3 separate regions of the Mus musculus genome follow, and regions 2 and 3 are each linked to region 1. Evidence: chromatin contacts called from ENCODE Hi-C or POLR2A ChIA-PET data. All regions are on one chromosome and are shown on one strand. The core of a region is the stretch at or near the end of the contact, and the rest is flanking DNA. Distances in the headings are between cores, read along the strand shown. Region 1 holds the start of Abtb1 (ankyrin repeat and BTB (POZ) domain containing 1). Region 2 holds the start of Eefsec (eukaryotic elongation factor, selenocysteine-tRNA-specific). Region 3 holds the start of Sec61a1 (Sec61 alpha 1 subunit (S. cerevisiae)).

Region 1 (3,409 bases), core at 280-2,779:
GCTAGTATCACCCAGTGCTACCCAAGAGCCTCACCTAGAAACCTGTACCAACTCAGTTGTGCTCAGTGCCACCATCTACCCTCTCTGAGCCTGGTCTTCGAGGAGATACACAGTGAGGGGGAGTTAAGTCTCACCAAGGGATCCCTCCTCTCCTCCAGCTCTTCCTAACCCCAGTGCCCCATTCTGCAAGGCTTGAGAGCAGCTGCTCCCCTCAGTCCTAGAAGCCAAAGGCTCCTGCAACCTGCACAAGAGAAAGGGGGCAGGCCCTGCACATTCTGCCCTATCTCGTATGCTTTGAGTGGGCTGTCTCATGTATAATGCGCTGTTGGAAGGGATCAAGTGACACCAAGGGGGTCACAGGGTTTACCTGCAGAGGTTTAGGTTTGAGTTGCAGGCACTTGTATCCTGGGCCCCAAGGGAGTAGTACCCTGGGGGCTTGGCGTGGCCAACCACTGTGCGCGCCTAGCGCTCTCTCCTGCTGCTGCAGTCGCACGGTGAGGAGCTGCGCTTCGTGGAGAACGGCTGCCACGACAATCCCACGCTGGACGTGGCCAGCGACAGCCAGTCGGAGATGCAGGAGAAGCAGCCCAGCCTGAACGGTGGGGCCATCAACGGCCCGAGCAGCTGGAGCGCGCTCATGGGCAGCAAACGCGACCCTGAGGACTCGGACGTGTTCGAGGAGGACACTCACCTGTGAGCGCCGGGCCACGGGCGCGAGACTGCCCGACGCCACGGCCCCGCGCCCCTCCCGGTCCTCCACGCGGACCACTATGCTTCCCCACCGCAGCAGGCGACCGCGGCGCAGCTCCCACCCCGCCCTGCCCGGCCCCGAGCGCTTGCCCGAGGCCAGCGCGCTCCCCGCGCCAGGACTCCATTAAAGCCGCTAAGACGCGCGGGCCGCTCCGCCTCCACGCCTGTTTTTTGCCTTCCGAGGGCTGCACTCCGGGGAGTGGGTGGGATGGGCCTGGAGGAGTAGGTGGGGCAAGGGAGGCTGGCTGGGCGTGGCCAAGGACGGGTGGGCTGGGAATTTCATGGAGTTTGTGGGCGTGGTTAGGGATATGTGGGCGGAGGGTAGGGAGTATAAGGTCATCTGGGTGGAACCAGGCCGGGTGGGCTGAGCCTGAAGTAGGCTGGGAAAAGTCCTGGTGGGCGAGGCCTCGGCCTGATGTGCGGGACCTGAACCGAGCTAGACTCAGGACTGACAAGCGTTCCAAGCCTGTGGGAGGTGCTGTTTTCAGAACGGATCCCAAGAAATGTGGGCGGGGCCTGCAGCGAACTGCTCTTCCGGTGAAGCTCTTCTGAGGAGGCGGGGTCTTGGTAGTGAGCTATTCTTCGGGCGAGTGGGCGGAACCTGGGGGAATTGAGTTGTCCTCTAGACGGGTGGGCGGGGTGAAGGCTAGAAGTCCCCAGAGGCTAAGTGGGCGTGGTTAAGGTTACTGGGTGCGGCCTTGGGGAGCGGCCTTCTGGATGCGAGGGCGGGGTTCGGGCCGGACGGTCCTCCGGGCGGCAGGCGCCGCTGCGGAGTCGCAGGCGGGCATAGCTAGGCCGTGCCGCGAGGGGCGGGGCGGTGAGTGTTTACATCCGGCCGGGCACAGACGACTCCCGAGATCACTCGGCCGGGGGTCCAGTCTCTTTCGCCATGGATACCAGCGACTTGTTTGCCAGCTGCAGGAAAGGGGACGTGGGCCGTGTGCGGTGAGAACCTGAAGTGCAGGAGGCGGGCAGGCGTCCGCAGGGCTTATCGGGCACGGGTGTGGGGTTGGGCGCCGTGGGGCTCCCGAAGCTGACCGAGTCAGGGAGATCGGGCTCTAGGTCCCTTACTTAGCTCGGTGCAGGGAAACGACTCCTCTCCGTGGAGGTTCCAAGAGGCGCAGGCGCCGCTGGTGCAGCCAGTTACCAGCCTGGCGCCGAGACCGTGATCTCCGTGGGCAGGCAGGGAAGAGAAGGATCCTGACCCTTTTCTTTGATAGACTCCTTTCTCCCATGGCCCTTCCTTCCAAGTCCCCTGGTCCTCAACAGATGTGACCAAGCTGCAGCTCTCTCCGACACCAGATGCCACCTCAGAGTTAATGATCCGTCCCTCAATTTGAATGCAGCTCTGAGAGTTCAGGTCTTGCCTCAGATAGCCTCCTTGGGCTGCCATGTCCCAGTGATCGCTTTCTGGTTCATGACCTCTTCTCCTCAACATTTTATCAATTGTTTTTTCCACTTCTTCCATAGATCTGTTCTGTTCCCCTCCTTCCCCGCCCCCAGTGCCTGCATCAGCTTTCTTCTGACTTCCCTGCCATTGGCTCCCCAGGCTGAATTAGGGGCCCCATCACCTTCTCTCTCCCAGATATTAAAAGACCAAATTCTCAGCCTTCTGAACCTGGGGCTTGGCCTCTGTCCATGAAGCCATCACCCAACTCACAGTTGCAGACCCTTGCAGACCTGTGTAGTCCCAGGCCTTACCCTTCTCAGAGGCATTCCCTAGCCCAGAGAGATGTGGCCTCCTTCCCCTTCCTGGTTGTCTCTCTCCCAGATGAGAAGCAATTCTGACCCAGGCTTTGAACTTCCTGCCCAGGTACCTGCTGGAGCAGCGAGACGTGGAGGTGAACGTGCGGGATAAGTGGGACAGCACCCCTTTGTGAGTGTGAGCGGTGGGGTAGCTGGGTGGGCAGGGTGGGCCTACCCTACTGACAGCTTCCCCCTTTCCTAGGTACTATGCCTGCCTCTGTGGGCATGAGGAGTTGGTGCGCTACCTGTTGGCTAATGGTGAGAGAGGGTCAGGGTCTGCCTGTAAGCTCTGAGACCTTGCTCCATGTTTGTATGCACCCTTGATTTCTTGTTAACTCCCTAAAGTCAACACATAGTACTCTCTAACCCTCTATCCACTTTCTCACGTTACCCTTGACACCCAGGCCAGTTCTGGGGCTGTCTCCTGTACTGTACCACCATTGGTCTGCTAAACTGACTCTCTGATCTCCATATTTGCAGGCAGGAGGATCTTTCCACAGCAAAGCTGATGGGAGTGTTTGGGATAAAAGCACGTGGGCATGGTTGCCCACACCTGCAATTAAATTATTGGGAGAGAGAAAAGTCGAGACAGGGATTATCTTAAGTTCAAAGCTAGTCAGGGCTACATTGTGAGACCCACTCTGACCTCCTCTCACTTTGCCTTCCTTGGGTCTCCCACCTGCTGGCTGCCCCACTAGACCTACCCATCTCCTACCTCAGGGTCTTCTCAGTTGCAGTACTTCCTGCTTAGACTGGAGTTCCTTCCTAGATCTATGCATCTCCCGCTTCTTTCAAGTCCCTGTGCTTAGCCACCTCACTTCACAGTTCTCCCCATGTGGCTGCCACTGCCATAGTCACCCTTGGTTCTGTTTTGTAATAATGCCGGCTGTCATATAATAAACTATGCATGGGC
Region 2 (3,409 bases), core at 563-3,062, 400 kb after region 1:
GAGTGTCTGGCCCCTCCTCCTAGCCATGGTATTCAATCCAGCCCTAATTGTACGTTGGCCTCAGGACGTCAGGGAGGAGGTAGAGTATATAGGTTAGTGTAGATTAGGAGGAAGAAAGAGGGGAAGCCATAGTTTATGCTATGAGAAAACTTTCCAGTGCAGCTGCTCTGTGGTCGTCAACACTCCTTACCTCTCACCCATGTTTATAAGTAAGCCGGATAAACTCAATCCTAAGAAGAATTGTTGTCGTACTGCCTTTTTGGTTTGTCCTTGGAACCTTAGGAAGAGTGGGTAGATGTCATTTGCTACTCCCCTCAGGAGGGAATTTTTTATCAACAAAGGCTAAAATATTTGTCAGCACTCTGAAGTCAGGCTTTATGTTAGGCTGCATCATTGTGATGAAACAGCTACACAGACAAAGAGAGAAAGAGACTTTAGTTTGACTTCATGGTTTTAGAGATTTCAGTGCATGGTCTCTTGGGCTTGATCCCCCTAGCCTGTGGCAGCACAGCAGTATATTGTCCTGGTGACAGCAGAACGGAGCAGCCTGACTGAACTACTCATTTCATGGTGGACAGGAAGCGACTACTGCCTTCTGCTAAGCTTCATCTCATAAGACAGACCACCAGCTGGGGCCCAAGCATTTAGCACACAAGCCCGTGTAAACCAATTCACTTGCAAACCGCAACCCCTCCTGCCCTAGAAAAAGGAAGGCTGGGAATGTTGGGCCAGCAAGCCCCACCCCCTTTACATGAGAGCAGTGCCATTCAGCTCTCCAGTGCCATTCCTCCCCTGTGAGGCCCCAAGTCCCTTCTTTTCCTAGGCTTTTATCCTTTGCCAGAGCAACCACTTAGGCTTGTGACCTCTTTCATGGTTCTAGGCACCTTTCAATGCCTGAAGGGGGTTACAGAGGCTGGTTGGTATAGCACTCACGACACATTCAAGTTCATACACAACAGTTAAGTTGCAGCTCCTCATGGCAGCCTAGACTTCAAAGTGAGGTTTTTGTCCCGTCCCCACCCCCACCTCCCCTCCCCTGAATCAACGAGGACCTCTTCCTCTTTTCACAGTGCTTCCAGGTTTCTGATGGTCAATTCTCAGTCTGCACTGGACGTCTAGTGACAGTCCTTGAGGGTATCTTCCTCACTAGGCTCCCCGCCTTCCCATCTCTGTCCTTTCCAGATAGTCTGGCTTGGCAACTGGTCTTGGGTTTTACTTACTCCTGTTTTCACAGCAAATAATGTCGATCACCACATCCCAGTAAAGTGTATACAGTCTGCACTTAATAAAGGCTGACAGCCGGGCGGTGGTGGCGCACTTGGGAGGCAGAGACAGGCGGATTTCTGAGTTCAAGGCCAGCCTGGTCTACAAAGTGAGTTCCAGGACAGCCAAGACTATACAGAGAAACCCTGTCTTGAAAAAAACAAAAAACAAACAAACAAACAAACAAAAAAATAAAGGCTGACAGAAATGAATGGACGGATGGATGAGTGTGTATGGAGGGATAGAGGAAGGGATGTGTGGATGGACTGGGTGAGTGGAATGATGAAAGGAGGGAGGGAAGGAAGAATGGATGGATAGATGGTGAGATGGATGGATGGATGCATGGATGGATGAATGGATGGAAGGAGGAATCCCTAATCTCAGACTGGCGAGACTTTGTGGCGTGGGGAGCCGGATGACAGCAAACCCAGGTAGCAGGCCGGCTCTTGTCCCGCCCTGTGTGCGCTCTGCCATAGGGCTGTGGGCGCCCGAGGGCGGAAGCTTCCGTGCCGGAACCGGTGCGCTCAGCGCGGGTTGCGGGGGGGTGCGGCTTAGCAGGCGGACCGCGGGGCTGGCGCTCAGGCGACGGCGTGAGAGGCAGCGGCGGGATGGCCGGCCGGCGGGTAAATGTGAATGTGGGCGTGCTGGGTCACATCGACAGTGGCAAAACAGCGCTGGCGCGCGCGCTGAGCACCACGGCCTCCACTGCTGCCTTCGACAAGCAGCCGCAGAGCCGCGAGCGCGGCATAACGCTCGACCTGGGCTTCTCCTGTTTTGTCGTGCCGCTGCCGGGGGCAGAACCCGGTTCTAGCGACACGCTGCTGCAGGTCACACTGGTCGACTGCCCCGGGCACGCCTCCCTCATCCGGACCATCATTGGCGGTGAGCGCGGGCCGGGGCGGGAGCCGGGCTCGGGGTCCGAGCTCGCGGGATGGATGGCGGCCTGACAGCCTAGGCCTGGCCACCAGCCCGGAAGGCTTGTGGTCTCGAACTCACAGCCCGCAGACGCGGACACAGTTCTCACCTTCACTGCCGTGCACCGAGATGCTTTCCTAGAAAAATGATCCAAAGAAACAAACCCTGCAAAAAGGGTGTATACAAGTTTCAAAAAAAAAAAAAAAAAAAGTCACCACGTACCTGTCCTTTGGTCTCCTGGTTCTCTGTCCCAAACACTGCTCTCAGTTTCCTGTGTGTATGGATGGTTTCAGGAAACATACACAGAAACGCAGACAAGGTGCAGAAATGAAAGATCCTGTTTTTTTCCTTCTGTTGTACTACTTGTGGTCGGTTGGGGTAGTGGGTAGAGCCTAGTGCCTTGATAAGAGGCAAGTGCTCTAGGCTCTCTCAGGATCTCATCCCCCAGTCCCCTTTATACACAAACCATCACTGTCTGGAGACTATATCTACACATAAAGTTCCTTTGTACTTTTATACCAACATTTTCTTGACTGACCCTCGTGACTTTCCCAGAGTTGGCTGCTATTCATAATGCAGTGAATAACTCTAGCCCAGAAGGTTTTGGGATGTGCACTAGTGTAACAGGATAAGTTATGTGTGAACTAGCTAAGGCAAAGGGCCTGCGTGTTTTCAGTCATGATGGGCACTGCTAAAATCTGCTTCTAGGATCTGTACCACTTAATTAGTCTTTAATTACAGGCCACTTAGGAATAGGCCATTATAAATAAAAGGTCTTGTAACCTCCCTTCCTTGCTCAGCGTGACCCCTCCCATTCGTCTACAGGAAACTGTTGCTATGTCTTTTTAAATTCCTTTTGCAAACCCATTTAACTACACTTAAATCTAAGAACAGAACCCCATAACCTGTTTGTAAGCACCCAGCACAAAAGGAGGTGTGGCTGAGTCTACCTGCTGTAGCTCCAGTGACCCATTTCCTGCTTCTCCGCTTGCCCTGGGTTTCTTTCCAGCAGTGTGCTGTAAGCCTGGAAGCATGTATATGGGGCAGGTGGGTCATTCCAGCTGTGTGGCCTCCCTTTCTCTGTGCTGCAGGCAGCCTAAGACTGTTTCCTTGTTTCACTGAAGTGGAAATGGAGGCTTACCTGCCAGAGTTACTCTCCTGCACAGTATCTATTGAGTTCAGGATTCACTCATTAAAGACTATCAAGGGCCACACAGTAAACTAAACTGAA
Region 3 (3,409 bases), core at 427-2,926, 320 kb after region 1:
GGCTGTGAGCTGTGCTGAGTGTGTGTGCTGGGACTTGAACCTGGGTCGTCCTAACTGCTGAGCCACCTCTCTGGCCACCTACTTTCACTTTTCAACAAAACTTTTGTACTCAACTTTTTATAGCCTATGCCAACATAAGATGCTCCAATTTTTATTCCAGAACTTCGTTTTGTAAAATACAGATTTTGTGAGTATCAAACCAAGTGGAGGTCTGGAATCCATTACTATTTTAACTTCTTCATTGTCCTGAAGACTAAGACAATTCATGTTTATTGCATTTTAAAATACCATTGTCAGGGGTTCAGAGAGATGGCTCAGCGGTTAAGATCGCTTGCTTTTCTTCCAGAGGACCTGAGTTCAGTTCTCAATACCCATGACAGGTGGCTCCCTCTTCTACCTTCAAAGGGCACCTGTTATCATACTTACGTGAGCACAGAAACAATAAAAATAAATCTCAAAGAAATACTTAATCAAAACTTCATTTAGATTTTATTGTCTCTTTAGGCATCTGTCTCTAATATTTAATAATTAAATCTTTAAAATGTGTACATGCAAAAACACTGCACCTCTGTTTCAAAAACCTCACATTGTGGCCTGCTGTGGTGGCACATGCACGGCTAGTCCCAGCACTCAGAGCAGTCAGGTGGGATCTCTGTGAATCTGAAGCCAGCCTAGTCTACATAGTGGTATCGAGGGCTACCTAGAGACCTAGCTTAAAGAATCGAAAACAAAAACCTCACATTGTGCTAAGTATATTGACTTAGTGCTTTCCCCTAAACCCATCTATATTTGTGTACGCACATGCAACTTAATGCCAAATTAAATATAAATGTCCTATCAATGACATGGGGCTGGCTGTCTAGAATGTTTCTAAGGACGTGGCCACAGCAAACCTCTCCGTTGAAGTCAGGACTTGGCTGCATGAAACTCAGCACTCAGGGTGCACAGCAAGAAGTCGATTTCAGACAGCACACAGCACTGAGATCAGAGATCCCACTAAAGAGTAAGTTTCATGTTGCCCCACCTTGCCCAGTCCCCTTCGCACACCCTTTCCTCCAGCCCAGATGTATTCTTTTCCCTGAAGATATGGGGCTGCAAGGCTTGGCTCGGTTTCTTCATCTCTCCTAACTCTCCAGTTCCAAAGGCCTTCTTGGAATGCGCTGCGCCAAAGCCCACCCAGAGCCGCCAGACCCGGCCTTTGCCGAACGTCCTCAAATGCATGAGCTCAGACATCCTTGGAGGCAGCCTACAGCACCCAGGAGGGTATTGTAGGGTAGGGTAAGCCATGCAGGGTAGGATTCAGCACACTGCTGCTCTGTCGTGCGTGACGAGCAGCAGCTGAGGCCTACTGGGTCGCGACATGCTATCACTGGTACTGAGGGCCACCGACACGGAAAGCCGAATCGCCTGCTTCGTAGGGCCAACACCACCACGAAGCGTCCACTAGTAACAAGGGCTGATTTGGCCCTCACTTCCGGGAGAGTCTGCGCAGCTGCACACGCCCAGTTCCGGTGTGGCCCGACAGTCGTCTTCCCGACAGCCTCTCTGCTCCTGCTGCATGCCGGGAGTTGTGGTCTTGGCGCAGGCGGCGCGGCGGGCGCGCGTGGCAGGAAGCGGAAGCGGCCGGTGGCCCATCCCCGGCCCCGCCTCGCCGCGCCGCTCGCCGCCGGGCTATCACTGACGTGTCTCTCGGTCGAGGAAGCGCGCTCCGGAGCTAGCAGCGCCTCCTCACTCGAAGTGGAGCGCAGTCGGGGCCGGGCGTGTAGTCGGATCAGCCGCCGCCATGGCGAGTGAGTTTCCTGGGGGCCACCCCGGCGCAGCCAGGATGCGTCGCCTTTCCCCGTTTGGGCGCTCGCCCGCCGTGCTTCCCGATCCTGGCGGAACGCGGCCTGCCTGGGGGACTCGTTCCCGCGCCCCTAGACCGAGCCTTCTGGGTCCCCGCACGCCCACGCCCGGCTCTCATCGTGCCGGGCTCCCTCAGGTGCCCTCAAGTTACTCCGTACCTAACTCCTTCTCTTTCTGTTTCTTCCATCAAAGTCAAATTTCTGGAAGTCATCAAGCCATTCTGTGTCATCTTGCCGGAAATTCAGAAGCCAGAGAGAAAGGTAAGTCCCCAGATGGTGGTCAAAGAAGACTTGCAAAATTGGGCGCTGGGAGTTTACAGTACAATTAAAAATGGCCTCAGCACACCGAGTGAAAACTGCCCCTCTGGAGTGTAGCTGTGTGTGCTGGGATACTCACGGGAGCCGTTGAAAGGTGACCCGGTTGTGTGGGAATTCTCCCAACACCTTGTCTCGTTAGGAGCATCTTTAGTGGATAGTGGTTAACAAAGCCTCAGGTTTGCCTAGTCCGAAAGTGGGTCTGAGCAGTGATTGATTAAGACCTCAGTTAGGATCCCAGATTGAGTTACCCTCCGTTCTTCACCTCCAGCAGGAGCAGATGATGGGGTGTTTGTTTCGTGTGGGAGGTGACTTCGGTATCTGGTTTCCAAAGGAAAAATCGAGTCGTGTAATCGATATGAACGTGTTTGTGGTTTTTATTTGAATGTATGCTGCCCCAGCATCGAGTTTACATGCACTAGTGAAGTCTGCTGCCATTGACAGCAGGTGCTCTAAAACAAGGAAGGAGAGAACTGTAGCACCTTAATGCTTAATGTGAATCTTAATCAGAATTTCTGTGGCAGGCAGCTTCGGCCCAAGAATAAATGTTCCTAGTGTGAGAGTGCCCGGTGAAGGAAAGTCCAGGCCCATGGGCTCAGAAAACAGTAAATCTACTTTGTGTTCCTGGTTTGGTTTTTGGTGTTTTTTTTGGTTTTGGTTTTGGGGTTTTTTTTGTTTTGTTTTGTTTTTTTTGGTATTTTGGGTTTTTTTTTTTTTTTCAGACTGTCATATATTCACATCTGGCATTTGTAGTTGGCATTCACATGGATACTTTGTGCTTCTAATTTAGTTTTTACTTTCCATAGTTCTATGCAAATGCCTTGCAGTACCCTTGCTGCCTTTGCCAGGATGATGTTCAGAACTTTATCTGTTCCACCTCAGTGCAGAGATTCTGGCTCGAGGGCCAAGAAACCCAAGTCCCACGCTTTACATTCTTTCTTCATAGACCTGTGACCTTGGCCTGGCAGAACAAGGGAGATGGGAAATATATAATATAGTGCCTGTGGATGGTAGGTAGGTTGTAAATGTAAAGGTTCCGGTGAGTCAGGTGGGCAGATAAGTGGCCTTGGCAGTAGGGGAGGGGCCTGGAGTGTGACTTGGGAGCCGTGCAGGAAAGGGGGCAAATCATGGTACTGAATGAGTGTGAGTTTGCAGCTGCTTCAGAGGCAGATGATTTAGGACTTAGATGAAAAGCTTTGGATGTTTTGCTTTTAAATTGACCAGGAGACGAGGCTTGCTCATTTAAAGTA

What was found. Hi-C counts contacts between places; a loop is a spot of excess contacts on that map. ChIA-PET counts read pairs that join two places held with the same protein, here RNA polymerase II (POLR2A).
Region 2: a map of regulatory T cell shows a loop between it and region 1 (4-fold over the local background). The contact joins the promoter of Eefsec here to the promoter of Abtb1 in region 1. A Hi-C loop is called at or near these places in 2 of 37 maps with a recorded cell type or tissue (T-helper 17 cell and regulatory T cell).
Region 3: a map of left cerebral cortex shows a loop between it and region 1 (9-fold over the local background). The contact joins the promoter of Sec61a1 here to the promoter of Abtb1 in region 1. A Hi-C loop is called at or near these places in 1 of 37 maps with a recorded cell type or tissue (left cerebral cortex). POLR2A ChIA-PET finds 5 or more read pairs at or near these places in 4 of 5 experiments (Patski and embryonic stem cell).

The regions. Positions count from the first base shown.
Region 1 is chr6:88,840,055-88,843,463 of GRCm38, reverse strand. It overlaps Abtb1 (ankyrin repeat and BTB (POZ) domain containing 1), which reads left to right and starts at 1,529. Exons shown (of 12, transcript NM_030251.3): 1 at 1,529-1,695; 2 at 2,564-2,626; 3 at 2,699-2,754. The coding sequence starts at 1,640. It overlaps Podxl2 (podocalyxin-like 2), which reads left to right. Exons shown (of 8, transcript NM_001347327.2): 8 at 488-907. The coding sequence ends at 697. Gm15612 (predicted gene 15612) reads right to left here and starts at 610. Exons shown (of 3, transcript NR_045880.1): 1 at 368-610.
Region 2 is chr6:88,444,942-88,448,350 of GRCm38, reverse strand. Eefsec (eukaryotic elongation factor, selenocysteine-tRNA-specific) reads left to right here and starts at 1,812. Exons shown (of 7, transcript NM_023060.3): 1 at 1,812-2,145. The coding sequence starts at 1,872.
Region 3 is chr6:88,517,067-88,520,475 of GRCm38, reverse strand. Sec61a1 (Sec61 alpha 1 subunit (S. cerevisiae)) reads left to right here and starts at 1,676. Exons shown (of 12, transcript NM_016906.4): 1 at 1,676-1,790; 2 at 2,038-2,105. The coding sequence starts at 1,784.